Regions from separate parts of the Homo sapiens genome. Here region 2 is linked to region 1. A link is a loop called in an ENCODE intact Hi-C map of the cell type or tissue named here. Cell type or tissue: sigmoid colon. All regions are shown on one strand. Each heading gives the region's core, and the rest is flanking DNA. Links, peaks and the distances in the headings are about the cores only.

The links. Peaks named below come from ENCODE experiments on the same cell type or tissue, not always from the same donor. Only the 100,000 strongest peaks of a DNase experiment are listed, where the experiment ranks them.
Region 2: it touches region 1 in a loop (2.2-fold over the local background); 2 of 110 quality-filtered maps call a loop at or near these places.

What each region holds. Positions count from the first base shown.
Region 1 is chr6:161,154,463-161,170,271 of GRCh38, forward strand. It overlaps AGPAT4 (1-acylglycerol-3-phosphate O-acyltransferase 4), which reads right to left. Exons shown (of 9, transcript NM_020133.3): 3 at 11,786-11,955. It overlaps AGPAT4-IT1 (AGPAT4 intronic transcript 1), which reads right to left and starts at 7,520. Exons shown (of 1, transcript NR_024277.1): 1 at 5,652-7,520. RefSeq lists enhancers at 3,815-4,316, 4,317-4,816, 6,222-6,780, 7,468-7,968, 11,391-12,100 and 2 more. In sigmoid colon, for the core only: no CTCF peak of the experiment used is centred there; no DNase peak of the experiment used is centred there.
Region 2 is chr6:161,249,411-161,265,219 of GRCh38, forward strand. The region is part of intron 1 of AGPAT4 (1-acylglycerol-3-phosphate O-acyltransferase 4); the gene reads right to left. Among named protein-coding and RNA genes, the nearest start is that of AGPAT4, 17 kb to the right of the region's middle. In sigmoid colon, for the core only: no CTCF peak of the experiment used is centred there; a DNase peak (open chromatin) is centred at 8,521; H3K4me3 peaks cover 821 bases.

The sequences.
Region 1 (15,809 bases), core at 4,813-12,812:
CTGGTGCCCTCCCCACCTTTCAGCTAGAGGTCCAGGTTGTGCTTGCCCTGCCAGTGTGGGAGCAGGGGGCAGGGGCACCCTGGTTCTCAGCGCAGACGGCAGGAGTCAAGAAGGCAGCAGCGAGCAGTCACAGGTATTCAGGGTCCTGACGATGCTCCCACCACCATCCAAACGGTTTCTAGGTTATCACCGTCACATACTCGCTAAGCCCACCGTGCAGCTGTGTGACACTAATTTGTGCACCTCTTTTCTGCAGATCTCACTGAGTTTTGTGATATTACAAAATATAGTAATTCTTGATCGCTGAAAATGTCAAACGCTAGAAAATGTAGCATTCCTAGGTGTGAGGTTAACATCCTTCTTGAACAGTGGTTGGCCAAAGATTCATTTGAATCCGATTTTTCCGAGACAGCTCAACTCACTCTGCTGAGCTCTGCAGTTGAGGCAAACAGGAGTCTCCGCTCACAGAGCAGGCTGCGGAGCCCAGTGGGATCTCCGGGTACAGCTGGTCCAAGCTGGGAGTAAAACCCAGACCAGGAGATGTGCTCGGTGCCCTCCACACCCGCTGCCAGCATGTCCTTGAGGCTGAGACGGGGCAGAAGCACCTGCCAGAGACCTTCTTGAGGCTGACGCAGGTGCACGAGCTAGGCCCCACAGGTCCCCTCTGGGGAGTCTCAGGGCAGTCCTGGGTCCCCAGGGCTCGGTGTGGCCCTCCCCAGCCAGGCGTCCACTACATCAGTCCCCCTACACTGAGGAAGACCAGGGCTTCAGTGGGATGGACGGGGCAGTGGAGACACAAAAACTGCTTTTTATCTGATGGATGTTTATCTTTTCACCTTAATTTTGGAACTGGCCAAGATGCTCCTTGATCAGTGGGTCGATGACTGATCAATGGGATATCAGCGGTCAGGGCAGCCCTAAACCTAGGATGCCCACAGCGCAGAGAGCTCCGGCTTCAACACAGCCCTCTCTCCTCTCCTCCCCGTTACACCCATGCCTCTCCGCAGCTCCAGCTCAGCACAGGGTCAGTAAGCCGTGTCCCCCAACCTACTGGCAGAACAGAAAAAGGTCTAAACAGCCAATTGCTACCCTACTTTAAAAAAACAAGAAACTTCTTCCCTCACATGGGATAGAAAAGGCAGATACCTTCTAGGTTTAGCATCTCCATTTTCTGATGGAGTTTGTTTTTCACACAAATCCAACATGCAGATTCTCTCCAAGAAAACTTAGCCATGAAATCGGAGGCCCTATCTCCAGGGGACTCCGGGAACATCCCCGTGGGTGGGTGAACCCACTGGTGCGGGTGTGAGGGCTTACCGTGTGCTGTGCCCATGGTATTTTTTAAAATTATATTTACCTGAACTCATTCCAAACATGCAGTCATTTGAAGGAGCTATAAATGATGATTGGTTCTGCAGCCAGGAAGGGGCCACAGACTAAAGCAGCAGCTGTTGGCCCTGGGAAGGTGAGAGGTCCCATGCAGCCAATCATGGCTTCTGCTGGGGAAAAGCACTCTCAGGGATATTTCCCGTTCACAATTCTATCTTGCAAGATCCTAGTGGGTCCTAGTGGTTGGCCTCTGATGACCTGCTGCTAAATGGAAACGACAACTTTGACAGTGATGCGGCTTATCTAGACCCGTAGATGGTCACCTGGGATGGGAGTCTCTATCTCCATCCCTCTTAGATCACCAAAAATGTTTAGATATCCCACGGTAGACATGTCACGTGGGTTATGGTGTGTACCAGATCTTGTATAACACTAGAGAGGAGTCAGCAAGCTACTGCCCTCGGGACAAGCCTGCTCCTCTGCCTGCTTTTGTAAGTGACGTCCTGTGGCCACACAGCCTCTTGTCCATGTGCCTATTGTCTGCAGCTGCCTTCACGCTACACACAGGAGTGTTTTTTGACAGACACGCTGTGGTCCACAAAACCTAAAATATTCATTCTCTGGCCCATTCCAGATGACATTTAGAGCCACTAAATTTAGAGCCACTAATTAGAGCCTAATTTAGAGCCACTAAAACTTGTTTTCTATGACTGTGTAATGGCTAGGCAATGGTTTACTGTATAATACTAAATTTTTAAAAGATCTGGAACAAAGGTGAGTCTATAGCATTATTATGACTTTATGAAAAAAGTAAAGCAGAGAAAAACAACAGTAGTTGTTGCTGGGCTGTTGGGAACAGGCCCCCAAAATCTGGCCATAAACTGGCCCCAAAACTGGCCATAAACAAAATCTCTGCAGCACTGTGACATGTTCATGATGGCCATAACACCCACACTGGAAGGTTGTGGGTTTACCAGAATGAGGGCAAGGAACACCTAGCCTGCCCAGGGCGGAAAACCGCTTAAAGGTGTTCTTAAACCACAAACAATAGCATGAGCAATCTGTGCCTTAAGGACATGCTCCTGCTGCAGTTAACTAGCCCAACCTATTCCTTTAATTCACCCCATCCCTTCGTTTCCCATAAGGGATACTTTCAGTTAATTTAATATCTATAGAAACAATGCTAATGACTGGCTTGCTGTTAATAAATACGTGGGTAAATCTCTGTTCAAGACTCTCAGCTCTGAAGGCTGTGAGACCCCTGATTTCCCACTTCACATCTCTATATTTCTGTGTGTCTTTAATTCCTCTAGCACCGCTGGGTTAGGGTCTGCCTGACCAAGCTGGTCTCAGCACTGGGCAGTCATTTACAAGTGATTTTTATTTTGTTAGATTTTCCAGTTTTTTATTGTAAACATATTTCACAGTATCCCTGTAACAATGTCACTTTTAAGAAGGGGCTGACATCAGCATGCTTTCGCCATCTGCTTTGGGAATATAAGTGAGGCTCTGGGTCAGAAACAGTTTTGTTTTGTTTTGAGACAGAGTTTTGCTCTTGTCGCACAGGCTGGAGTGCAATGGCACAATCTTGGCTCACTGCAACCTCCGCCTCCCAGGTTCAAGTGATTCTCCTGTCTCAGCCTCCTGAGTAGCTGGGATTACAGGTGCCCATCACCATGCCTGGCTAATTTTAGTATTTTTTGTAGACACAGGGTCTTACCATGTTGGCCAGGCTAGTCTCTAACTGCTGACCTCAGGTGATCTGCCTGCCTCGGCCTCCCAAAGTGCTGGGGTAACAGGTGTTTTTGATGATCAAAGGGAAAAGAAGAGACATAACTTTCTTTATACTGGCTTAATCCATCTTTCAGCCTTAAAATTTTGGATGTTATCAATATGTCTAGGTTTTGATGTTAACTATGTTTGGTAAGAAACATGTTAAAATATTAAGGTAGAAGCTTTTACTTCTTCAAACTGAAGAAATGTCACTCAATTCTCTTTCCCTGGCAGGGCTGCATGAAAAGCTCTGGAATGAGACAGTCCTGTTTCTAACCAGGCTCTACCACGACCCAGCTGTGTAACTGTGCTCAAGACACCCAATCCTTCTGAGCTTCTGTTTCCCCTCTGTGTGATGAGGAAGACAACACATATTCCCTGGTGTCCCTGTAAAGACTGAATAATGTATGGAAACATCTACAAAAGCACAAAGTTGAGACTCTGACATGGGCGTTCAATAACTTGTAGCTATTATTTTCATCCCAGAGCAAGCAGTATCTGAACACCTCCTTATTCAACCCATTTTCTCTGCCATGCTTTAGCGTAATAGTAACAACAATAGATTACATTTATTTAAGCACAACTGAAGAGTCACTGTGCACAGACAGTTGCCCAAGTTAACTCACTTATGACAAAGAGACTAGAAACTGCTATTAAGACATACTGACAGTTCCCCCGGCAAAAGGTTCAATAGGCTATAACTATCATGGCTTTCCCAGGCCACTCAGAGGCTTCCATGTGTGATGCCAACAGCTTTCAGAGAGAATGTACAAGAAAATATACTAATTTCATCAATTCTGGATTTATTTCACAGGTCAACGTGAAAGGATTTACTGATGAGTTAGATGTATCAACAGATCTGTCTAGATACAAGCATATTTAGACAATCTAAAATTTTCACGTGGAGTAAACCACTATGGAGAGAGAGAGTGAAAGAGAGAGTTGTCTTAGGGCAGGTGCTTGGAGCTAATCTAGTTGAGCGACCCATCCTGAGGCTCCCCACAGCTCAGGGAAGCAGCCAGCCCCATGACCTGGTCTGCATCTCTGGCAAGTGGGCCAGCCCTTGCAGAGACCCTGGACGTTGGGAAGAGCTGACGCAGAGAGGGCCTGAGACCCAGTACTCTGACCCTGACCTTCAGAAGCTCTACAGCCTCTGGGGTGAAAAGGGATCGGAATGAGGCCATTCTAGTTAAGGTTTTCTCCAAAATGGCTACTCATCAAGGCTTCAGATGAAGATTCCAAACCCCGGTGCTGCGAGCAGCATGGCTGGGAGCAGCAGGGTATCCTGCTCCTGCACCGCCTCCACCCCCACTAACACCAGCAAGGAACCCCTCAGGGGCTGAGGCTCTATGGCCAGCTTTGTTTGCAAACGTCCAGTCATTCATGAAGGTTTCCCAGTAGGGTTACCAGTTAGTCAAGTGAGCCAAGGTCATTTATTTCTACTAAATATATAAAATGAGGTATCTTAAGTGGAACTTCAAAAACAGGTGAGATGTTCCTTAACAATAAAGCAGGCTAAACAGCCTGCCTTTGAGTCCTTTGACTGTTTTCTTGACTACCAGCTGGAGCCACTGTAGCAAATGTTTCAGTTCCCTGGAGCCAAGACAAGCCATCCAGCCCTATCACTCCAGGGTCCCCACAAGTCTCCCCATAGCACAGCCTCCATTCTGATGTATGGTGCATAAGCGCATCAGATTGGAATCTTCAACCCAAGGCTGCTCTGTCTGTGCAAAGGTATTGATTAAGAAGCCCCCTATGCCAGGCATTATGCAGGTGCCGAGAACTCAATGCTGGTTATGATTACCTGTGGCCTTGAGGTGCCCAGAGTCTAGTGGGAAGGGAGAAGCAGAAAGCTTTCAGTTTCTGTGTTCCACTTCTGCCACTAAACTCTGCCAGTAAGTTGTTGTACAGACCCCTTCTGGCAAGAAAGGTGTGTGCAAGAGAGGATGGTATGGGCCTGGAATCTCTGAAATCTGTCCCTAGTTATAGCAAAATGCAGAAAAGACTGGAGCTCAAAATAATGAATCAGTTTGTGTGCACGCGTGCGTGTGTGTGTGTGTTCATCAAAAGGTGAGAGACTCCATTCTCTTTTTTTTGAGACGAAGTTTCACTCTTGTTGCCCAGGCTGGAGTGCAGTGGCACAATCTCAGCTCACTGCAATCTCTGCCTCCCGGGTTCAAGCGATTCTCCTGCCTCAGCCTCCGGAGTAGCTGGGATTACAGGCACCTGCCACCGTGCCTGGCTAATTTTTTGTATTGTTAGTAGAGACGGGGTTTCACCATGTTGGCTAGTCTGGTCTCGAACTCCTGACCTTCAGGTCTCCCAAAGTGCTGGGATGGGATTACAGGTGTGAGCCACCAAACCTGGCTTTTCTTTTTTTTTTCTTTTTTTGAGATGGAGTCTTGCTCTGTTGCCCAGGCTGGAGTGCAGTGGTGCAATCTCAGCTCACTGCAACCTCCGCCTCCAGGGTTCAAGCGATTCTCCCACCTCAGCCTGTGGAGTAGCTGGGATTACAGACACCTGCCACCACACCCAGCTAATTTTTTTTTTTTTTTTTTTTTTTTTTTTTGTATTTTTAGTACAGACGAGGTTTCAACATGTTGGCCAGGTTGGTCTCAAATTCCTGACCTCAGGTGATCCACCCGCCTCGGCCTCCCAAAGTGCTGGGATTAGACTCCATTCTTGCCAACTGCAGTAGCACAAGTGTGCCTGGCCTTGCTCACATTGCATTCCTTTCTCTTGCTTTCTGCCTTCTCTGATGCTGAGAGGAAAATGGTGTAGACCTTACACTGCCAGAAAAATCTCAAGAGAGTCTCAAAACAAAATGTATGCTGTTCCACAATTAGTCACAGCTGCAGGGGAAATGCATAAAGCAAACATTAAATGAAAGCACTCTCTAAGAATTCACCTCAGACTGGAATTAGAGACTTTATCCACGTGGGACAGAGTACGCGGGGTTCTTGCACTCCTGACTGGCCTCCTCCAGCCAACTTCCCTCTGTTTACCAGGCCCCAAACTATTCTGGGTTTGACAGGCATGCAGATGTGCGGAGAGGAGAAGAGGACCGTGCAGGCTTGAAGCAGCAGGATACTGATCACTACTGGCTCTGCTTTGAGGGGTCACGGTCACGGCTGTCAGGACACAAAGATGGGAGAGGAGCTCCCTGCACAAAGCCCTTGTCCACCCTGCCTGGACACAGGTCCTCAAGGCCCCTTCCCAGTTTCTCTTCTGAACGGACAGCCCAGCCCTTGTGGGATGGCGTTAGCCCCGCAGATGGGAAGGCAGAGCAGAGGCGTTACAGGGGTAGGTGGGAAAACAGGACGTCCCCAGGGCAGAAAGTAATAGGAGCGATTGGCCTCGCCCAGCACCCCAGCACCCTATAGATAATAGGTGCTTGCTAAACAGTTGCAGGAAGCACAGGCAGATGGGGCATCAGAGGGCCCTAAGCACAGAGCACGAAAGGGGGACAGTTCATGGGATGATACCAAGTCGGTGTACAGCAGACAGCACAGGCTGTGACCGTTTGCTGAGGGCTGCGCACAGAGGAGGAGGAAGCCCCAAGCTTTCAACAACCCTGGCTTTATGAGCGGTGGGATCAGACTCTGGCTTGTTAAAGACACTGCCAGAGGATCCTGGTCAACAAAGAAGAAGACCCCGGTGTGTCCAACGTGGGACCGGACTTTTACAGATGAGCATGCGCTCCCACCTCCAGGATGGTAGTCGGTATGAACCCGCGGTGCAGCCATAGTCCCGTGAGCTGCCCACTTCCTGCCCTGGCCAGTGGTTCGCCTGCTACCTCGGTCGTCACCATTATCGGGTTCCTCATCCATGTGATTCCAGATCCCAGCACACTTGCCAAACCCAGTGAATGGTAAGAGGCAGAGGGTGGCGTCCCAGCCCATTCCTAGTGCAAGGTCTGTGCCTGCAGAGCTGATGAATTCACATGGTGGCGGGCAGCACTGGGTATCTGCCATAGGCTCAGGTGATGCCAGCAGTGAGCAGGGTGCAAGACCACCCTACAGAGCTGACAAAACCATGGCGGTGGGCATATCTGCTGAAAATACCCCTCCATATCTGGAAACTTCTAACTTCTCTTCAGCCAAAGAGCCCTTGACAAGTGCATGTGTATGAAGAAGCTGGGGTAAAGGCGGTGAAATAATGCTGTGTTGCATGAACACGGTCTCCTAGAGAAACCACACACAATCAACACTCACTGGACACGTATTTTGAAGGTATATCAATTGCTATCGTTGTCATGATCGAAAATCCTTCGTTTAAAGAGGCAGCACAGGGCTTTATGGGCGCCCTCACGCACAGGCACTCTGCCTAGGAGGGATAATGCCACTCTCCTCCTCTCACCTTTCTCTGTGCAAAGAAATGCAATGCTGCTATTTTTCATTTGTTTTATTTATTGATTTATGTTTATAGAGACAGAGATCTCACTGTGTTGCCCAGACTGGTCTCAAATTCCTGGCTTCAAGCCATCCTCCCATCTTGGCCTTCCAAACCACTGGAATTACAGGCATGAGCCACTGTGCCAGGCCAGAAATGCAACATCTCAATCTGTGTTCAGGCCCAGCTGTATTACATATTTACTAAGAGGGCAAGGGAAGGTCTCAGACCAAATGTCATGTCACCGTGGGGTGGGCAGCCGCCAAGGGGCCCTGTGATCCTGGCCTCCTGGCACCCACGCCCCTGCACACCCTACCCCACATCCCTGGGGCACGGGCGGTGCTTACTGATCCACTTCCAACCAACAGTATGGATAGAAAGGATGGGAGGTCTCTCCCGGGTCCCGGTTACAGAAGCTTCATGGCTCCTGCCCCGGGCGCCCGCTCTCTCTCTCTTGCATGGCTCAACCTCAGGGGTGCAGTTGCCATATTCCGGGAAACACTGTGTTTTAAAACAAGCCTGTGTGGCGAGGGATGGAGGCCGGGCAGCAAACCCGTGAGCAAGCTTGGAGGCAGATCACACACAAGCCCCTCCCGAGAGACCCTGCCAGATCCCCCGCTCAGCTGCACCTGGATTCCTGACCACATAGGCAGGGGACCTTTATGACACGCTTGTTGTTTTAAGCCGCTATGTTTTGGGTCTCATCACGCTGCCATGGATAACTAATCCACATGGCTTCTTTAAGGATCTGAAGACAAATATCCCAGTTGGCCCGGCAGATAAATATTGATAATATAATAATAGCTGCTGCTCATGGTGTGCTTGCCAGGGCCTGGCGCTACCCAGACACTGAACGATCATGCTCTTATGCAACCAGCCGGGACCTGCTAAGGGAAAAAGATAAGCAAATGGGGACGTGAAGCCTCAGGAACCTGACCTGCGCTTGCACACCACGGTTTGTTGGGCACCTTAGTGACCTGTGCCCCAGCTGACTGCGTGTCACTCTCATCTCCAGGGAGGCAAGGTTCAGCGTGTGACTCCAAGATCAACCAAAGCCTTCAGAGCCCTGGCACATGCCAGGAAGCACTGGCTCCCAGGAGAACCAGAGCCTCTGGGGACAGGCACTGCAATGAGCAGTGGCCTCATGGGATCTTGAGTACATTTAAAAGGTTGAAAGCCTCTTTGTTAAAAAGACAATTCCATTACTTTCCCCAAAAAGACCAATTTTACATTTAAAAATGCCACCTTCGTGAATTTCTGCAAATTTCATTGACTTCAATTTAAACTCATTTCCTCTTGGACTGTGATAGGTGAGGATGAAAAATGCCTGGTCAGGAACCTTCTTCTGTTCCTTTCCTCTTTAAAAAGCAAATTCCACAGACTCCAGAAGGATCCCAACATCATGTGTTATTTAAGAAAAAACAGAGAGATGAATGAGGTTGTTTTTTTTTTCTGAAGGTCATTAAAGACAAAAGATGTTGCTGAACAATGAATATAAGGCAATGCCGTTCTTTACCCCCTTCCAGGGTGGCAGAGATGAGCACCAGCCATCTCACCCACCGTCATGGGCCACAGCTCTCCAGTAGATGGCAAAGCTGTTCCCTGTGACATGGGGAGGGGGTTCCCTGGGAGGGTACAGGCTGGCAGCTCCCATCCGCCCCAGCCAGTGCCTGCCATGTGCCTGCCCCACTCAGTCCTCTCCTGGCACCTGCTCTCTCTAGCTCCTTGCTTTGTGAGAATGTGCATAACAATGGCACTGGCTGTTTCTGTGGTGTTTGGAGAAGAGAGGACTCAGGGCTTAAGGAAGCACTTTAGCAAGAATCCAGAAAACCCAAGGCCCCCACTGAGCAAGGCTCCCAAACTTCCAGTGAGAAGAGAAGAGGCATCGCCCTGGCCCCAGGCTCCCAGACCTGCCTATTTCACCTGTAAGTGGAGCCCCCGAAGACTCTAATCCTAAGCACAGTCTCCACCATCAGTGGCAGGGCGCAGACCCCCTTACACACAGCATTAGTTGTTTGGGTGTTCACAGTAATGAGTGAAGTCCTATAAATAGAATATCACCGATGAAATCAAGGGGAGGTGCGGTCCCTATGCTGCAGGTGGGATGGGCGTGCTGTTGACTTGCTTTCCCGCCATCAGCGCTCCCGCCCTTATGCTCAGAGTTGTAAAGTGATCATGGATTCGGAAGCCTTTGGGAGCAAAACCCTAAACGGTGCTGAGATTAAATTCCCGCTCCGTGAATGTCTCTTCCCGTCTGGGGGCTATGTCCTCTCTCTGGACCTGGGTCCCTCCCTGCATGTGTTGTGGGGCTCACCTTCTCCCTCATCTGTGCCTGTCCCCGTGCCTGCTAGTGCTGGGCATCTGGGTGCTTCTCCAGCATCTCTGTGCATGACCCTGCTCTGCCAGCTCCTGCAACTCCATCCCCAACCCCATGAAGGTGCGGGTGACTTGCACCCCTCGAATGAGGCCTTTGCACATCACGAGCCAGGAAGGTATTAGAAGCCTGGTCCTTACTGCAGCTGGTCTGGGTCGTTTTAGGATGGTCAGGGTCCTGTTTCTGGAGCAGGTCTTGGGCCCCAGGGCCCCTGCTTTTGTGCCCCCAACATCTTCCAGGGGAAAGAGCAGAAGCTTTGAAAGCAGACTTAGGAGCTATTGTCCTCGGGCAAATCACTCAGCCAAACTGAGGCTCTGGGGGTTTATTTATAAAATGTGGATAATAATATCCTAAGGATTAGAAATTACGGAAATAAGGTGAACAGCACACGGAGTGAGCTCGTGGGTGTAATGCCACCAAGGGGCAAGCAGGGATTGGAAGGCACCCCCAAGTTCAATGGGCCTTCTGCTCTACCTCAGAGACTCCTGGTCCACGAATTATGAATGTTTGCACATTCTAAGCATGAACACTACCAGAAAGTACTTACAAAGCCTGGAAAATCACCAGCTGCCTCTAAACTACAGTTTGAATTCCAGGAGACGCTGGCACCTCAGAAAGCCTAGCTGTAAAGGTGGTAAGACAGGTGACCTGACAGTCAAGATGCACCGGCTCCCCATACCCTTCCTCCTGGGCAGGAGAAGAACCCTGCCATTCACCCCTGGTATCCATGACGGGGTTAGGACCATGACATTCTAAGGGGCGATCTCTCATCAGAGAGAATAAATCCACAAAGCTGTAACTCAGATCTCTGCCCAAGTTCTCCACATCAGAGAATGATAGTTACTAGAATGTTTGCTCTTGTTCCTAGAAATATATTTGCACACACACACACGTGTACACACAAGAAGATATCAAGTTAGCACTGGGAGAATAAATAGGAAAACAAAAGGAGAAAACAGTGGGCAGGAGGCTATCTTCATCTGCCTCCAGGAACCAGACCCGTCTAGTTCCCTATGTCCTCCATGGCCTGATAGCCTCTGTCTCCAATCTTCTATATTCTAAACACCACGATTTTGTCTTCAGGGGCTACCAAAAAGCAAGGTGATTTCAGCAGCCCCCGTATCTGTTCTACAGGGCATTGTTCCCAGGTGCAAAACCTGATCTCTAAGTTCTGGTGCAAACTCTTAGGACCTTTCCTAGCCCCAGACCAATGTACACTGTGTACACTGTGATTCCTACGGAATACCTGAGTACCGCAGATGACTCTGATTCAGCTATGTGACACAGGCTCAACCGCTACACGCTGCAGTGTGTTGAAGACGACAAAAGTCAACTGAAGAGACCCAGTTCCAAAGGCATGCAAGCTACGTGCAAGAGGTCAAACTAGTTGGGAAAAAAAAAAAACAGAATTTCAGAATAATTCTGAATTTTGCAGTTCACTCTCTCACTTATGGACTCAAAGTTCTTAAGCCTTCAACGATCAAAATGCAGAGGTGATGTCTGCCTGTTAGCCAAGGAGGCAGTAGAGCATGGAATTAAGAAATATGGATGGGAGTGAAATCCAAATCTAATTACAGCTGTGTGACTCTGAGCCGAATATTAAGCTCTATATAACTTAGTTTTTAAAAAATGGAGTGTGGCACATCATCTATTCATGTTGCTGTAAGGATTAAATAAATGAATCATATGTAAAATGGCCGGCAGGTAGCAATTGTTGAGTACCTCTTATGATTGCCCATAAGAAGCTGTTAAGACTGACTCCCAGCAAGAATAAAAAGCAGTTTATTAGGACCATTTCATCAAGTAGAAACTCTGTTGATTCTTCTGCAAGTTCTGAATGACCAGGAGCAAAAAGACAAGTGGTGGGGCTGAACCAGAGAAATGTGTGAGGCAGGGGGGAATGCACTTCTGACTTACCCCTAACAGCCCAAAGCGTTCGGACAGGCTCCAGCCACACAGAAAGTCAATTTCAAACTTGTGGTTGAGAACCACGATGGCATTTTCCTTCCCATACTTGAGGTAGGCGCGCGGGTCCGTGAAGATGGTGCATTCCGTGCCCGACCACCACTCCAGCAGCATCACCAGCTCTGGAACAAACCACAACAGACAGATGTTTACTACATGCAGCCTTGTCCTGGGAGCCCTGCTGAGAGCAGGGCTCTGCCCTCCCAGCTAGGGGAGAAAGCAACTTCTACGGGCAAAGTTCTGGATCGTTGCAGCACAGACCTTGGTCCTTGAAAGGGTTCAGAAGCGGAAGGAAACACGAGAAAGACTTCACAACATTCTCCAGGGAAGAAGAGAAGGATACTTGGAGAAGGTAAATGACTTACTCCTTGATTAAGTATCTTGGGGGAAAATAAATCAGAAAGCCAGAATCCGTCAAGAATTCATGCCCTTGTGTTTACAGAGCTCTGAAAGGCAGCGTGAGATGAGGTATAGAATTCTTAATATCCTGGAAAATGACTAATTGGGATACTTATAAACTCCATCAAAGAATATTAAATACCCAACTTTCCTCTCCCATTTCTGACACTTGAGGGCAGGGGAAGAATGGAGAACGGCAGATCCAGCCGCAGGAGCCCCAGCACCTGCAGGGCAGCGGGAGTGAGAGTCAGCCCACAGCAGGTCTGAAGAGAACTATTGAAATAGTCTTTGTAGGGGCTTGTGAAAAGAAAAAGATTCTTTCTTCAGGCAATCATGACCACTTGCAGTTTATTCTTCAGTGATGCCTCCCATCCAGGGAACCTATTCCCAATCTGGCAGGCTCAGGAAAAGCCTCTAGGGTAGAAACTGTCCAGAAAAACAGTTGAATGTGGGTGATGGACTTTGAAATGGACTCTTGAAGTTGACGGTGTTCAGTAGGGGTGGGCGCCTGAGTGCTCTGCGAGGGTTGTGCCTCCTCCCCCTTTCTTTTGAGATGGAGTCTTGCTCTGTCACCCAGGCTAAGTGTAGTGGTGTGATCACGGCTCACTGCAGCCTCAACCTCCCAGGCTCAAGTGATCCTCCTACCTCAGCCTCCTGAGTAGCTGGGACTACAGGTGTGCACCACCATGCCCAGCTAATTTTTTTGTATTTTTTGTAAAGACGCAGTTTTGCCATGCTGCCTACTGGGTAGACTCCTGGGTTCAAGCAATCCTCCTACCTCAGCCTCCTAAAGTGCTGGGATTACAGGCGTGAGCCACTGCACTGGGCCATGTGCCCCCCATTTTTAATCACTCGTTAGTGAAGCATGCATGCAGCAGAGGACTCACTCCCTCCCCACCCCATCCCTACCCTACAGGCAGGTGGATTTGGCCTTGACTCCAGTAAGCCTAGTGTTGTAGCTCAAGCGGCTGTCCTTGGAAACTTTTCTCCTCCAGGCTGGAAGCTGGAGGCTTGATGTGGAGCACCAGAGCCCTCTAGAAGGCATCACAGTCCAGTTTTTACGCAGTGAGCACTGCGGGACTTTGGACAAATTAACCTCCTAACACGACAGTGCCTTCATCTTTGGAATGGGGTTGCCCCAAAGGGTTCTGTGAACATAAAGCACCTAACACATAGTATGTGCTCAGCGTAGAGCACATTGTAAGTTCCCAGCAAACTGAAGCTATCAGTCTCCTTAAAAACGACGAAAACCACTCCCCTTCCTTCTCCAGAAATGAACAATAAAAAGTGTCTACCTATTTCTAGGAACTGAGAAAATATCAAGCTCCCATTCAGTTGTCCCACCAGGCCATAGCATTGCTGGAACCAGAAGCACAAGTCAAGGAATAGTGACGCATCCTGGGAGTTGGTTGTGGGGGCAGGAAGGCGGTGGTGGGGTGGGGGGCTAGGGTAACAACATGCAGCCTGGCAGGGCAGCCTGACAAAGGGACAGAGGGACAATTTGTTACCATGGGGCACGAAGATGCCTGTAGTGCTGGGCTGAGTTTTTCCAAGCCCGAGGATGGGAAGGATCAATCTACTCCATTACTGGCCAAAGGCCACAGATAAGCACCAAAGCACAACTCCACAGGGAGTCAGGGAGACAAAGCTGATGCTTCCAAGAGACTCACATTTCGTTTGTGTCACAGGCCAAATGCCTCTCTGTGGGACTCCTTCCTGCCTAAGGCCACTCTCACCGCCCCCTACCCCACTCACATGTTCCCCAGTACCCTCCACAGCCCTATCACAGCTGTGACCACAGCGTGAGGTTCTCTCCCCTACTATAGAGCACGGGCGCCACGAGACAGCAACTGTACTGTTTGGTTCACCCCGACCTTAGCCTCGACTCCAAGACTCAGCAAGAGCCTGGCACATGGATGCTTTCAACAAATGCCGCGTGATTACCTAATGCGTTCAAGCACTCTGCGAGATACAGGAGATGATTAAACATTAGATCAGATCCTGGCACCCCTCCAGCTTACTGTCCAGGGAAAAGACAGCTACACAACCACAAAACAACATGACAGGGAAAGGAGAAAGGCCTGCTAATAGGATGGCTGCTGAATATTGTCTTCATGGATTTGGGAGTCAGACACATCCAGGCTCCGATCCCGGTGGAGCCACTTACTAGTTGTGAGACTTCTGGCATGTTTCTCAATGTCCCCCTTCTCTGTAAAGTAGGGACAGGTAAATGCCGTTAGAGATGCTGTGGATATTAAATAAGAGCATGGACTCAAGGCACCTAGCATGACATGGGGCATAGCAGGCAATCAATAAATGGACAGCTTTTTAATTACTATTATATGCCTGATAATTTTATCACACACAAAGGCTCTGTGACCACTGAAGGGGAGAGGAAGGGTGGGGAGGAGACAGAGGCAGATGGAGAGAAACCCAGAGAGAGAACATCACAGAGACTTCTGGGTTACCAGAGTAAGGAGTTATGATTTATGATTTCATTCTAAAGGCAATATAAAAACCACTGGAGCATTTTTAAATAGACACACACCAACATCCAATTTGCATCTGAAAAAAAAATCACTCTGATTGAAACAAGAACAGACTGGAATAGGGAGGCCAGTTAGCGGGTGACTACATCAGCACAGCGAGAGGGGATGGTGCTGGGACCAGGTGGGGGAAGACCAAATTTCCCACTCACCTCAGCAGGCTGCTCACTAGACAACTAAACTCTGAACCTCACTGGATAAAAGAGCTTGATTTCCCTTTTTTGTTTTTTCCTTTCTTTTTTTTGAGATGGTGTGTCACTCTGTCATCCAGGCTGGAGTGCAGTGGCCCAATCATACATAGCTCACCGCAGCCTCAACCTCCTGGGTTCAAGCAATCCTTCCACCTTGGCCTCCCAAAGTGCTGGGATTATAGGCATGAGCCACCACGACTAGCCCATTTTCTTAATCAAATGATTTCACTTCTTTTTTAATTCACAGAAACACATTTATACAGTCACATTGTAAAATGATTCAAACAACCCAGAAGTATGTACAAGAAAATATAAAATTCCTCTAACTAGCTTCAGGATGTGTTACGCTGGCCTGGACTACATTTCCCAAACTTCCCTTTCTTGTATATTTCTGGTTAGAGGGCACCACAAGAGACACTCTTGGGAGGTTTGCAAGGTGGAAAGGAAATACCACCATTTTGTAGGTCACACATGTTTTTGCTGATCTGCTGATTCACGTCTTCAGCACAAAGCAGCGGCTAGGCCTGCTACTGCTCCTCCTTCCCCTGGATCCCCGCCAGCTTCTCTGAATCCCAGGCCAGGTGGTTGTATTTTGCTCTGTGACCAAGATCCCAGCTTCTGCAGGACATCCACACCATCAATGCCAGATGCAAAAGAACTGATGCAAGTTTTAGCCCATTCTCATGAGGCTCCCGCTTGTGCTTGGTGGTTCCAACATCTTGATCTCTCCCAGTTTATATCCATCGCCCCTTCCTGACCGCCTGCCCTGTGGACTGCAAGCTCCAGCATCACATGCAGATACAACTTCCCTACAGAGACTGCTAAACAAGCCCCCACAGC
Region 2 (15,809 bases), core at 4,078-12,077, 94 kb after region 1:
ATGCATCTGACAAAGGCCTAAAATCCAGCATCCATAAGGAACTTAAATAAATTTACGAGAAAAAACACACAACCCCATTAAAAAGTGGGCAAAGGACATGAACAGACACTTTTCAGAAGACATACATGAGGCCAGCAAACACATGAAAAAAAGCTCAACATCATGATCATTAGAGAAATGCAAATCAAAAACACAGTGAGATAGCATCTCACACCAGTCAGAATGGCTATTATTTAAAAGTCAAAAAATAACACATGCTGGTGAGGTTGCAGAGAAAAAGGAACACATACACCATTGGTGGGAGTGTAAGTTAGTTCAACCATTGTGGAAAACAGTGTCGCAATTCCTCAAAGACCTAAAAACAGAAATATCATTCGACCCAGCAATCCCATTACTGGTTATACACCCAAAGGAATATAAATCGTTCTATCATAAAGACACATGCACGCTTATGTTCATTGCAGTACTACTGCAGCTATTCACAGCTATTCACTATTGCAGCTATTCACAATAGCAAAGACATGAAATCAACCTCAATGCCCATCAATAGTAGACTGGATAAAGGAAATGTGGTACATATATACTGTGGAATATTATGCAACTATAAAAAATGAGATCATGGCCTTTGCAGCAACATGGATGGAGCTGGGGGCCATTATCCTTAGCAAACTAATGCAGAAACAGAAAACCAAACACCACGTGTTTTCACTTACAAGTGGGAACTAAATGATGAGAACACATGGACACATTGAGGGGAACAATACACACTGAGGCCTATCAGATGGCGGAGGGTGGGAGTAGGGAGAGGATCAGGAAAAATAACTAAGAGGTAGTAGCTTTAATACCTGGTGACAAAATAATCTGTACAAGAAGCCCCATGACACAAGTTTACCTATATAACAAACCTGCACATGTATCCCTGAACTTAAAATAAAAGTTAAAAATAAATATACAGTAGTTGAGATTTTATTTTAAATCTATTTTATATGCTCTTTTCTAGCCTTTAATGTGAAATCATATTCAGTTGCCATATTAGAATATAAATATCCTTCTCATAATTATACTAGACATATCATAATTATTACCTAATTGCCTCATTATTATATTTAGGCTTCTTTGTGTTTTTTCAAGAATAAATAGTGCAATGTTTAGCAATTCTGGGCACAAACCTTTTTTTTTCCTGAATTTTGGGTTATTTCTTTGCAATATATTCCCAGAAACAACATTTCTGCATTCCAGAAACAAACATTTTAAGGTACCTAGTGAATATTGACAAATTGCTTGTATTGCCAAATATTGCCAAAATATTTGTAGCTGTTTATATTCTTACTAGCAATATATATAAATACCCATTTCACTACATGTTTGTCAGCAATAAGAATTCTCATTTAAAAACAATGAAAAGCAAAATTAAATCTTTATACAGTCTTACATTAAACTGCATTTCTGAATGGCCATGAAGCTGCATGTTTTAAAGTATTTATTAAATGCTGTTTCCCCTCCATGACTTTTTTATTGATTGTGCCTTTATCCCTTGCATATTGCTTTCTTAAATAGAATAACATCTCGCCTATTCCATTTAGAGTGACCAACTTTTTCAGTTTGTTTATTTTTATTCTTAGCTTATTGGAGGTTTAAATTACGATGAAGTAAGAACTGTAATTTCTTTCATAATGTTTAAACTTAGGGCTTCCTTCTACGCTTATTTCTTATCCTGCAGAAAACTGATAAATGTTCACTCATTTTATCTAGTTTTTCTATAGTTAATTTTGTTTTTAGCTACTCAATCCATCTTACACTTATTTTTGGTTACAGTCCTCTGTGAAGATTTAAATGGATTTCCAAATAGCTAACCAGTTGTATCCAAGGCATTTGTTGAAAGATCCTTCTCTACCTCATTGATTCCCATGCAGTCTCTCCTACATCGAATACCAATAAACAGACATGAATTGAACTGTAGGGGTCAATTCTCTAACTATTCCTTTGATAGATGAGAAAGCTGACAGCTAGAGTGTTAAGTGACCTGCCTGTCACTCAGCTGGTCAGAACAAAGGAGGGCTCCACCAAGCTTGTGTGCCCCCAGCTCTTTCCTTGGCCTTGCTCTCTTGGCCTCTCCACCTGATCTCCTCTTCCTCTCCCAGAGGCTGCACAACGTTACCCTGCATTACAGACCAGCCTGTCCGGCCGCTGGTTAAAGACCCGCAGGGAGGATGGAAGCTGCGCCTGAGAGCTCCTGCAAGTTCATTTGTGCCAACGTATTCCCAGGTGGGAATGAGGGGAGCCAGGTGGATGCCAAGCCCACTTCCCGGGCCTTACGTTTCCCATTCAAACATGGGAGACGTGCTCTTGATACACATAAGGGCATTGATAGTTTACAAATCTACCTATAGGGCAGTTTCTGCAGGAGGAACAAAAGCAGAGAGGGGGAGCAGCCATTTAGATTCTTCTAAAGGGATACATTACCTGTTACAGATTAGGGAATGGAAGGCCTATGATGGTAGGGAATTGTAATTATCTTCTTAACCCATTTATGCTGGAGAGTATAATTTTTTGAATTTTTGCATGAGTGAAAAATCAGACCTTGGTGATGACCTTGAGCAGGAGGATATAAATAATTCCCACATGCTTAGCGTTCCAATAATGGAACACTAAGTTCCATAAGTGGGTTAATGGTTATAACTCAAGTGCCAGAACAGGAATGTGTGCAGCAGTAGAGGGTGTAACGAGGCCTCTAGAGGCCCCGAGACCACCTTCCTTTGACAAAACTACGGCCTCTGACATGGGGTTGTGGGTGGCAGTCAGTGACTCGTTTCTTGCAGTGGTAATAGGAGAGTCCTCTCTCCAACCCAGACATTTGCTTGATTCATGGTTATTTTGGGTAAAAGTAAATAAAAGTTTCACGTTGCGAATTCCCAAACTTTGGGGAATTCCTTCATAAACTAGATGAATTCTGTGTGTCTTGAATTCTGCTTTTGCTTTTAGGTTATGAGCTCCTTCAGGGTCAAATATATTATAAATGAATTAGAAAAAATTGTGAACAATTATAAATGAATAAATAGAAAATAATTATAAAATCTGAAAAGGAAGATTCAGCAATTTTGCTTCTTCTAGAATTCTTTGAAAATACAATTGGACAGGCACAGAAGCTCACGCCTATAGTCCCAGCACTCTGTAAGGCCAAGGCGGGAGATCTCTTGAGCCCAGGAGTTGGAGATTGGTCTCGGCAACATGGTGACAAAAAATACAAAAATAAGCTGGTCATGGTGGTGCACATCTGTGGTCCCAGTCACTCAGAAGGCTGAGGTGGGAGGATCACCTGAGCCTGGGAGGTTGAGGCTGCAGTGAGCCAAGATCACGCCACTGCATTCCAGCCTGGGTGACACAGTGAGACTCTGTCTCAAAAATAAAGAAAATACAATTAAGTCAGAACAGAACGACTTAGGAGGGTCAGGAAAAACAATGAGGAAGTGTGTTTAGTGACACAAAGATGCTTACAATACAGAGTCTACAAAAATGTATATGAGTCTGGGAGCTGTGGCTCACGTCTGTAATCCCAGCACTTTGAGAGGCCAAGGCAGGCAGATCATGAGGTCAGGAGATCGAGACCATCCTGGCCAATACGGTGAAACCCCGTCTCTACTAAAAGTACAAAAATTAGCTGGCATGGTGGTGGGCACCTGTAATCCCAGCTACTCAGGAGGCTGAGGCAGGAGAATCTCTTGAACCCCGGAGGTGGAGGTTGCAGTGAGCCAAGATTAAGCCACTGCACTCCAGCCTGGGTAACAGAGCTAGACTCCAACTCAAAAAAAAAGAAAAAAAAATGTATATGATATGATCCAACTTTTTTTAATTTTTTTTTTTTGAGACGGAGTCTTGCGCTGTTGCCCAGGCTGGAGTGCAGTGGCGCAATCTCTGCTCACTGCAAGCTCCACCTCCCAGGTTCACGCCATTCTCCTGCCTCAGCCTCCCGAGTAGCTGGGACTACAGGCACCCGCCACCATGCCCAGCTAATTTTTTGTATTTTTAGTAGAGACGGGGTTTCACGGTGTTAGCCAGTATGGTCTCGATCTCCTGACCTCTTGCTCCCCCCACCTCAGCCTCCCAAAGTGCTGGGATTACAGGCATGAGCCACCGCACCCAGCCAATATGATCCAACTTTTAAAAGGCAAAAATAATATGTATCTCTCTACTTAAATTTTAAAAATTATAAATATTTTATTTGTAATATAAATAAATATATTGCACCCCCCAAGATTGAAATTCATGTTTCCTTCTATGTTTTTATTCTTTTACTGTATTATTTAACATATGTATTCACAAACAATGTGCAATTTATAATGTCTGAATCCTTTCGTGAGCTCCTTTCTACATTCAACACTGCGATTTTGAAATGTTACATATCTAGTTTTAGTTATTTTAATTGCAAAGAGTATTGCTTTGGATGACTACCCCAAAATTAATCTATTCCCATACTGGCGGACATTCACATTACTCCCAATTTGTTTTCAGTGCTACAGACAATGCAGTAATGAACACTGGACTTGGAACTGCTGCCTCATTCTGACATGCACACCTCTGATTTTACTATATATTAACAAATTGCTTTTTAAAATGGTTGGACAATTCACACTTCAGGTGGATGTTTGGGGTTAGTGAGATAATAGGAAATACTCATTTTCTTCTTTATGCTTCTCTGTATTTTCTAATTATTCTATCAAAAGTATTAACCACTTGGTCAATATATTTAACTTTTTTTAAAAAAAGAAAAACTTTTCTACTGCATTTTTTAAGATCACATGAGTATGTTAACATATGTCACTTGATATTGAAAAAGCTCTGTGACTTACTAGTGGACCCATTGTACAGCTAAGAAAATAGAGGCTCAGGGAAGTCATGACTTATTTTCTTTGGTCACTAACCTGCTCAGGTCCCTACCTTCTCTGATCCTCAGCTTCTTCCTGTCATTCACATCAGCCTAACTGATAACACTATTGAGGGCATAAAGTAAGATGAACAATTAGAAATACTAAAACATATTAAGTGATTCATATACATATATACGTTTAGAGGCAACTCGTTCAGCGAATATTTATAGAGCCTCTACCGCGTGGCCCTGGTGATCTTTTCTCACGGCCATGTTCTTTATGTCCTTTCACTCCTCTGCTTACAGTAAGAAATAACTAAGTATTGGGAAATCGAGGAGAAAATGCCTTCTTACAAACCCTCCAGCTTCCATTCCACTCAGTCCTTCTCATGGAAAGCAGCATGGGTTAGCAAATCCTTAGATTTACTGAGGCTACTTACAACTTCTTCTGTTAATCCTTGGTTCTAAGCTTTAACATTCATTTAATTCTCAAAGATCTGTAAATACCGACTCAATTTAGAGAACAAACATGGATTCAATACTAAAAGCCAGTGTGTTTGGGTTTCACATCATTGTCTTCAAAGGACTTCCTGGTTTCTAAGAAAGCAAATCCTGGCAAGGCTGGAGAGCTCCAGAAATCCAGCGCCTGGGCTCACAAAAGCCAGCCCTGACTTCGCGAAGAAAAAGCCTCAAACTGCAGAACACACCCGGCAAGCTGTTCTTATCGTTCCGAGGCCATTGCAGAGCCAGATACGGTTACACAGCCCTTCTGAAGCAAAGATACACTAAGTCTAGACAGGCCCTGGTTCCCTGTGATAAACTCCAGATCATCACCACCACAGGGCCCTGCTCCCAGCTACTTCATCTTTCCCTGTAATACCTCACACATCCAGTTCTCCTTCATTAGCTCTATGATAATGGCTTGACGTAGGTCCAAAGAGCAAAGGAACTTGGATTTGAAAGTCCGAGACCCCTCTGCAAAATACCATTGCTTCTTTCGCTTCAGAAAAGATTTTGGGAAGTGAATGAAACACATCCAGCTGTAGTTCTTCTGATGTTAGAATTACCATATGACCCAGAAACTCTACTCCTAGGAATCTACTCAGGAGAAATGAAAACACACATCCACACAAAATCTTGTACACCCACGTTCACGGCAGCGTTGCTCTCGATAGCCAAAGGCCGAAACAGCCCCAGTGTTCATCAACTGATGCGTGGATAAATACAATACAGTATATCCATAAAATGGAATATTCTCCAGCCACAAGAAAGAATAAATTAATTACTGATACATGCTACAACATGAATGAACCTCAAAAACATGTTATATGAAAGAAACCCGTCACAAAACACCACATATGGTACGATTCGGTTTATATGAAAGGTTCGGACTAGGCCAATGCATGGAGACAGAAAGTGAACTTGTGGTTGTCTAGGGCTGGAGGGGGCAGGATGGGGGAGTGACTGCTGATATGTACGGTTTCTCTCTGAGGTGCTAAAAATGCTCTCAAAGTAGATAGTGGTGATGGTCGCACAACCATGAATATACAAAAAGCCATTGCACTGCACACTTGCAATGGGTGAATTTTATGGTATATAAATTATATCTCAATAAAGCTGTATGTAAAAACAAAGAAAAAAACACTGGCCCCACAGAAGACAAAACATAAGCAGAGTCAGCCTTCAGTCCACACAGCCATGTCAACACATAGAGGGACATGCTGTTTAGATGAAGGAAATGAGCTGCAGAAAGGAGTCAGGGAGTTTCAGCCTGCAGGAAAAAGCCACTCCACCCTCACCCAGGCAGAGCAAGGTGTCCAGGCGAGGCCGGTTGGCAGGATGTTACTGCCCACCACAGCACTTGCAGGAAGTAAAACAGATCCCCCTCAACTGAAATGATCTCGGAGACTGGTCCTTAAGTAGGACTGGCCCTTACCCTGGATCCTGAGTATAGGCAATGGGCAAAGCTGGAAGGATACGAAAACCTGGCTAACACCCTAAGTTTCCCAGGCAAGAGGAAATCAACCCCAGGCACGCATGGTGACGGCAGCGACCGCCACCATCTAGAAGAATTAGGCTTTGTGCCTAAGATTGGGGAAAAGTCTTCGGTGGATCAAATATTTTGTTCTCCTTCCTGTGAGGCTGCTTTGAAAAGCTGAGATTAAACACTCTGCTGATGTTCCTCACCACCAGCGCTGCTCTCTGCCGTGTGTCATGGATGAACACATTTGCTGTGTTCACATGAAATGTGGGGAGAAGTTCCAGGGCTGAAATACGTGACAGACATGACACTCGTGCTATGAAACCAGCTTCCTCTGATAGCCACACAGCGGAGCTGACACGTCCTCCCTGAAGCAGGCTCGGGAGGCAGAGACGGCGTCTGATGGCTCCCCCGGTCCCTGCAGCCTGTACACAGTCGACACTGACAAAGAGCGTTCCCGAAAGAAATCTGGTGGATTGCCAAAAGCTTCATTAATTAATGAAATCAGTGGGGAGATAAATAATTGAAGGGAAAGAAATGGGTTCATCAGTTTGGCAACACTGAAATTTTCATGCATTCTGCCTAGGAGACGAATAAGCCCACAAGACAGGCATCAAGAATGGATGTGCCTTTTCTCCAGTTTTAGGTCTGGGAGAGTTTCCACTTTCCCAAAAGTCAGCCTTTGGCATCACGTTGGAGACGCCTGTTGCGAGCTCCCTGCAGACCAGCCACCTTAGCCAGTGGGCGTGGAGGCAGAGGTCTTCACTTTTCCTCTAAGTCCTTACTAAGAATTTTCCTGTGCCCTAAATGAGATGTTGGAGATGGGGGGAAAGTGGCAATGAAAACAGCACTTGTTTCTAACATGAACTTTGGATCAGGATAAAAGTAGTAAACTTAAAATTAGATGAATGCTAAAATGTTCCAAATATCCATCACCCGGTGAATAAAGAAGCAAGAGATGGTACAGCCACAGGACGGAAGACCACTAACAAGAAGGAACCAGTCCCGGCTCCATGCATGCCACGGGTGGATCTCAAGCATATTATGCTAAATGAACAGAGCCAGACACAGAACAATACATAGTGAATTATCCCACTCATAGGCAATACCTATCAAAGGCCAAATTACAGACACAGAAACTGGATCACTGATTGTCTGAGCTACAGACACATGTGAGGATGGATCCTGTGGGCATGAGGAGACTTTTGGGATGAGAGAGGCGTTCTAAGCTGGATTTTGGTGATGGTTACACAACGCCAAATTTACCAAAACTCATTGAACTATACACTTAAAATGGGTGAATTTATGGTATGTAAATTATATCTTAGTAATGCCATTAAAAAATTAAATGAAGACAGAAGTTTTTAAAACTGCTGAAATCCAACATCAAAAAAATGATCAAAGGGTTCTTGAAATATGAGAAGTCAATTTAAATTAATTTTCTTCATGGAAATTAAAAAGGAATGTGGACAAGAAGGAGAAAGAGAAGAAAAAAAAAGGAAAGACAGCGTTAGTCCCACCTTCTATTTCATATGGAAGTGAATACAAGCTTATTCTGTTGTTCCATTAGCTATGAACCCATCTGGTCCCAATCCCCAGGTCACCATCATATACACAAGGATGTGGTGACGCAGTCTGTCAAATGTTTACTTTACAGGATCACCCTTGCTCTGGCACTTTCTCAACTGACTCACCCAGTAACGGTACCAATGAAATAAGTGAGGTTAACTCAACATGATTTAGTTTTGGCGCACACATCCTGGCTCCATGGGATCATTTATTACTTCCTACGTTAAAACACTTGGAAGGAAAAAACTCCTGCGTGCCAGAATGAAAGTTCTAGTATTTACACTTCTCAACTTTTAAAAACAAGGAATTTTACTTATCTCCAGTCTTATGACACTTTTTTTCCTCCATGAGACCTCAAAGACTGAGAGTGGCAGTTCAGAGATGAAAACTCTACGTCCATTGTCTTCCCTAAAAAGTGACTTCCCTTGGCTGCAATAACGGAAGTAACTCAAAATGACTGCACTCCCATCTTCAGGCTGTTCTATCCTTTCCCATTTGAAAACAAATTTCCTGCAAACGGGTTGGCAGATTCTCCAAATACCTGAGAGTATCCAACAACCATTTTTAGACTTTTGTTTTGTACAAAGTTATCTTCTCTGAATCTATAAACTTTTCCACCTCTTGGTGGAAATTTTCAAATGTATATTTATGTTCATGTCTTGAATCATAAGACAAGCAAAATACAGAAAGAAAAAACACAACTAAAATTGACACAAGAGAGCAATAACCTCTCACAGTCCTAGAAAACAGGAGAGTTCTCTTATCTGGGGCAACTTCAGCTTTGGACTTCACCACCTATATATGTTGGGAGATGGTTCTTATTTCTCCTCCCCACCCCACTCCCCGCAAAAAACACAGAAACACCATCCACAGAGAGTCATTACTCAAGCTAGGTTGTAGCAAGACTTGGTTGAAAGTTTAATCACATGGCTAGATGTGAAAGACTTGGGGACTATTTTACCACAAGCATTTAATTTTTTTTTTTTTTTGGAGAATGAGTCTCACTCTATCGCCCAGGCTGGAAGTGCAGTGGCACAATCTAGGCTCACTGCAACCCCCACTCCCAGGTTCAAGAGATTCTCATGCCTCAGCCTCCCAAGTAGCTGGGATTACAGGCGCCCGCCACCAGGCCCAGCTAATTTTTTGTATTTTTAGTAGAGACAGGGTTTCATCATACAGGCAAGGCTGGTATCAAACTCCTGACCTCAAGTGATCCTCCCGCCTCAGCCTCCCAAAGTGCTGGGATTACAGGTGTGAGCCACGGTACCCGGCCTTAAATTCTTTTCAATTGACAAATAAAAATTGTACATATTTATGGTGTACAACATAATGTTATGATATACGTTTACACCGTGAAATGATTAAATGAAGCTCGCTAACGTATCGATCACTTCCCATACTTATTTTTCTTATGATGAGAAAGTTTAAAATCTATTCTTTTAGTAATGTTTAAATACACATTATTCTTAGTTATGGTCACAATGCCATGTAACAGACCTCTGCACCCCTGAAGCTTTAACAGCACCAATCATCCTTTCTATACTGAGATAGTCCTAATATGACCTTGGCTGTCCGCAGCGCGTATGCTTTGAGTTGCTGGTGATCACGGACTTTTGTAGAGCCACCCGGTCTTTTGCAGGGCGGTCTGGAGTTGGTTGAGTCTAGAGTTAGTGAGTTTTCACACATGTGCCACACTACCAGCACGTGTGAAAACTCACTAACTCTATACTCAATGCAGGAAAGGCTACAGCATTTGCCAGGCCTGGTCAAAATGAGAATGTGGGGTTCCTTCTTCAAAAACTATCAAGAATTTCAACAAGGGAGAGCAGAGCCTTACCCCAACTGTGGGGTCCCAGGTCACCGCACAGTTCACATGCCCAGGAGGACTCTCTGGCTGAGTGGCACCTTGAGCTTACCAACAGGGCAACTCCTCAAATGTGACCAAGGAAGAGAGTTAAGAACTGCCGAAAGAAAATGAAAGTCTTCCGGACAGGGGTCCACTTTTTACAATGTCAGCACCTAGCTCCATGGTATCTATGTGCACGCTGCACCCCCAGGGCCGAGTCGTAAGTTCACCATTGAGTCACATCCTGGTTCTTGCTTCCCTTCTCAGACCCATCCAGGAGTTGCACTGGAGGAAACTTCCATTCACCTGGCGCTATACGTGTTTGGGGCTGGGGAGTCTCTGGAAGTGAACTGCGTGCCACTATAACAAGCCAAGAACAGCATGTGGGGACAGGGCTTTAACAAAAGCACAGTGGGATCCAGCAGCCTCTCACTGCTTCAGGCTTCAGTGAACTGCTAGGAAGACGGAGGGGCCATTACTCCCACCGCACATGGGAGTGTCCTCTTCCTCTTAGCCCTTTCCATAGGCGATGCCTTTCATTCCTGCAGACAGCGTTTATGAAAGAACCAGCCTGGGGAATGAACACTGACCAGTCCCAAGGAGCTTGTCAAACTGCAGGAAAGCAAGATAAGAAATTCAAGTTGTAGAGTCCAAGACTAACTGCTACTCTCTTGGAATGTGCAGCGTGGTTTGAAAATAAAAAGCCAGGCCTGGCACAGTGGCTCACACCTGTAATCTCAGCACTTTGGGAGGCTGAGGCAGGCGGATCACTTGAGGTCAGATGTTTGAGTTCAGCCTGGCCAACATGGTGAAACCCCATCTCTACTAAAAATTAACCAGGCGTGGTGGCACACACCTGTAGTCCTAGCTACTCAGGAGGCTGAGGCAGGCAGGAGAATCACTTGAACCTGGGAGGCGGAGGTTGCAGTGAGCCAAGATTGTGCCACCGCACTCCAGCCTGGGCCACAAAAGGAGACTACGTCTCAAAAAAAAAAAAAAAAAAAAAAAAAAACAGGATTCAGCCTGGGCAACATGGCAAAACTCCCTCTCTACACAAAATACAAACATTAGCTGGGTGTGGTGGTGTGCACCCATAGTCCCAGCTACTTGGGGAGGGCTGAGGCAGGTGGCTCACTTGAGCCAGGGAGGTCAAGGTTGAAGTGAGCTGTGTTTGAGCCACTGCATTCCGGCCTGGGTGACAAAGTGAGAGCCTGTCTCAAAAAAAAGAAAAAATAAATAAACGTCAGGGTTAGGACACCTGATTTCACCAGGCAGGGCCATGAGGAGGTCAGGAAATCTCCTTAGAGGAGTGCACACTGAACCACGTCTTCGCCTTCTAGAATTTCCTGAGCAGGGCTCACTCTGGTGCTCCGAGCTCGTGTATTCCGTTCCACCTGCCTGATGCCCTTCCCTCCCCCTTTTCTCCCACTGTTGACTTGCCAAACATGTGTTTATCCTTCCAACCCCTGCTTAAGCCAGCTCCTTCTCCTCCCTGCCTCCCGCTGAACAGTCAGGTGCATCTTTCCCTGTTTCTCATGGCCCCTTCTCTATTAGCCATGAAGCTCACTGTCACAGAATGTGGCCACTTACTGACTGCACGAGTCCATGAGACAAACAACAGAAAAGACCCGGCACAGTCCTGGGCCACATGACGTTGACAAGTGCTATTTCCCTTCGTGTGTATATCTGCCATCCCACGAAGCAGGCTTCCTCAGGAGCTGAGTGTCTTTCACCATCATATCCACAGCTCCCAGCACAGACCTGGCATGAGAGGTGGTTAATAAATATCCATAGAATGAATGAACTGAATGGTCAGTCACATTCACCACACTGCTCCAGGGAAACGCCCGGCTCACGGCTGACTCATGATGGGACCTGTCAGAGGGACGTAGCTGCTACCCTGAGACCGGGTAAGGCATCATCATTAACAAAGCCAACGGAGGGATATTTTACCTTCCACAAATCCAGCTAATCATGTAGTGTTTGTAAGCTACATTTGACATGGGACAAGTCAGTAATTGAGCTCTACCTCTTTTCTAGGAATACATGTTTGTAAGGGGGTTTCCTCCACCTGGTTTTGCCCTCTTTATTCCTTTTCTCTTTCTTTATGAGTGGACCTTCGGCTTCTGACTGCATTTTCCTAGCACAGAGCTGTGAATGCTGCATATCCAAAGAGGCTGGAGAGTGAACAGGCATTGACCTTCACACCTGGGTAGGGGCTCCTGGGCCAGAGACCCAGTTTGCCTGTATGAGCTGTGCAGCCCTGGGAAGACTGCTGACCCCCAGGCTCCCCATCTGTGAAATGGAGATAAGAAGAGTTCCTAGTCGAGGGCTGGTGGTGAGGATTATCCGTAGACCTTTGCCTGGTACATCATCTTAAATGTCGCTGTGGTCATCATTATCATCACTGTGCCATCACCACAGCCTGGGCCCTGGCTCTGGGTTTCTTTTTTTTCAAAGTCACCCTCTTCTGGCTAGCCACCCTCCTTCTATCCTGAGGTTCCAGTCCTCTCAGCCCATAATCATTTATAGAACTTAAAAAAAAATGAGCCTGAATTGGTTGGTCCAAGGTGGGGCCCAGGAAGTCCTTTTTAAAATGCTTCCTAGGTGATCCTCATGTGCAGGCAATGTTGAGAACATGGGTTAGACTCTGCTGCCAGGACCTGAAAAGCGTGATGGAGCTGCAGCCATGGTGGCCAGCTGCCGCGTCTGTCCCTGCCACACAGGGGCTACTTCCCACTGCTGTGTGTGAGCTCCCCAAACCCCAAACTCTTCCACAGCTGGCTCTATACTAGCTCATTCCTTTTTTTTTTCCCCCTCCTCATTATTCTCTCATAGCAAATAAAACTTGGTTTGCTTGTCCCTGGGCAAAGTCCCCAGCCTAGAGTTCCTCCTTCCACATCTTATTGTAAAAACACAGGCTTACTGGGGCTCTTAGGGGCTGAGTTCTCCCCTTCTGACCCACTGCAAGCTCTACCCCACTTCTTCCTTTGCTCAGAAGGTTTGGGTCCGATTATTCTTCAGTCCCACGGGGGAGTGAGACCCTCATAGTGAGGGGCACCCTTTGGGTAGCTTCTTGGGACTTGAACTGGTACATTTCACACGCCTCTTTTGTTTTGAGTTCAAAAGATAACTCCAGTGAAAAAAACCTCTAGGAGAACATGAGGATAACGTCATAAACAGTGCTGATGAAAGATGCCAGCGAGCCGTGAGAGCTGAGGTGGCCAGTCCTTGTCTGCAGGGAATGACCGAGGAAGAGAGGCCAGGAGGAGCAAAGCAAGCCCTGGGCTATTCCAGAGAAAGCGAGGGAAGGCCCACCAAGGCGAGTGACCAGAGGCAGAAGAGACAGACCCAAGCCACCCTCCATCCACCCATCAGACCATCAGAAGAGACAGAGAAGGAAAAAGAGCAAAGGCAGACATATTCTCGGCGGCGGTGGGCGGGGTGTTTCTCACACCTGCCTGCCCCACCCCACCCCACCACCAAGATTCCCAGCCACCTTGGATGCTTAAGGAAGGTGCATTTCCCCCGGTGAGGAAAGCTATATAGAAGCTGCTGAAGACCAGGCTCTCTTTAAAAAGACAAACAACAGGCTGGGCGCAGTAGTTCATGCCTGTAGTCCCAGCCTGGCCAACATGGTGAAACCCTGTCTCTACTAAAAATACAAAAAATTAGCTGGGTGTGGTGGCGGGCACCTGTAATCCCAGTTACTGGGGAGGCTCAGGCAGGAGAATTGCTTGAATCCGGGAGGCAGAAGTTGCAGTGAGCCAAGATCATGCCACTGCACTCTGGCCTGGACAACAGAGCGAGACTCTCTCGAAAAACAAAAACAAACAAGAAAAAGACAACAGTTCAGCCATTGGGGAAGACAGAAGGAATGGAAAGCAGGAGATAAGTCCTAATGTGGCAAAAATTGGAATGAATATAAATAATTAAAAGAATTAGGCACATTTAAAATATCTCTCTGGTCCTCTCCCCCGACCTCCTCTCAAACTTTAACCCTATTATTCCTCTAGAGATGGAGTCCAAATGAGGATTTCAGTGACCCCCACAACATCTTCATTACATCATCTGGTCTTAAGTAACTTCCAGATTTCCACATGATTTGGGGGGCTGTGATGGGAAGTTTCTGCACATTTTGAAACAATGGGAAGTCTTTTCACCCTAAAAGAAAATTCAGGAAAATTTCAGGAAAGGCAAGAATATGAAATGCAAGTCCATGTAATTCTGTTACAATATTTAGTAAAATCACAGTGTGCTCAGGCATTGCTAGCTCTGTGGCTTTGGGAGGGTTAGTTAACCTCTCTGTGCCTCAGTTTCAAATTAGATTAGAGAAAATAATTGGCAACCCACAGGGCTGGGGGCAAGCTGAAATGAGGTGTTATACAAAGCAGACAGCTTCTAGTAAGTGCTGCGTAACACATGTTGATTACAAAGTACATAAATGATCACCTTATAAGGTGTAATATGATAAGTGACCATTTGGGAAGAATATGATTGGAAAGTGACCTTCTTTCTCCCTATATTTACTATCTCAGGGCGTCAAAGACACCCTCCATACAACAAGTTACCAAACCCTCCTGGCTTTCAGACCTGTGCCTCTTCTGGGCCTCCCCTCCCAGAGCTGCAGGATGCTCAGCCTCTCTCTGCTTCCTGCCACGCCAGCCCACCTCATTCCTCTGTGGTCTAGGAAAACTCCAGCCTCCTGCCCTGTCCCACCTCACCCACTGGCCCACTCCTCTGGTCTCTGGCACTCCGTGAGAAGCGTGCACACTGGGACCAATACTCCCCACTTCCAGACCTAACGTGGGGGCTGTTCTTCTCTAGGAAGTATTTTAGGAAGCCCAGACTGGGCAGGGGTGGTGAGGTGGTCCCCCTGGCGTGCCCGCGCATCCCTGCCCTGCAAGTCTTATCCACTGCGTGGGAACCCCTCGCTGAGGCTTCCGTCTTGCCCTCTGGGCAGCAGGCTCCTCAAAGGCACTTGCAGGGTCGGCTCCCTCTTTGTATTCCTGCGGGCTGAATGCACGGGCTCCCTAAGAAACGCTGAAAGGGGATTCTGGAGTTGGGTGGGGAGTTGGAATAACTGACCCCACTTCTGTTGACCTTTGAGAGCCTGAAAGCGAGAAGGGAGAAGCGAGATGGGAAGATAAAAGGGAGGGACACAGCAGTTATGGAACCCCTAGGGTCACCCAGGACTAGTTATGGGACCCCTAGAGTCCCCCAGGGCTGGGGAGCTGAAGCCTAACTTCAGGCAGGGCAGGGTGCTGGTCCTGGGAAGGAAGTAAAGGTGGCCCCTCCTGTAAGTGAGAAGCACCAGGGACGGAAAGGGAAAGAAAGGCTTGAAATACCAGCAACTGTGGGGATGGATGCTAGGAGGCAAATTAATACTAGTGAGACCTGGTTGGTGGACTAGTACCCACTGCTGGACTGGGTGGTGGATTAGTACCCACTGCTGGACTGGGTGCTGGATTAGTACCCACCGCTGGACTGGGTGCTGATTAGTACCCACCGCTGGACTGGGTGCTGGATTAGTACCCACCGCTGGACTG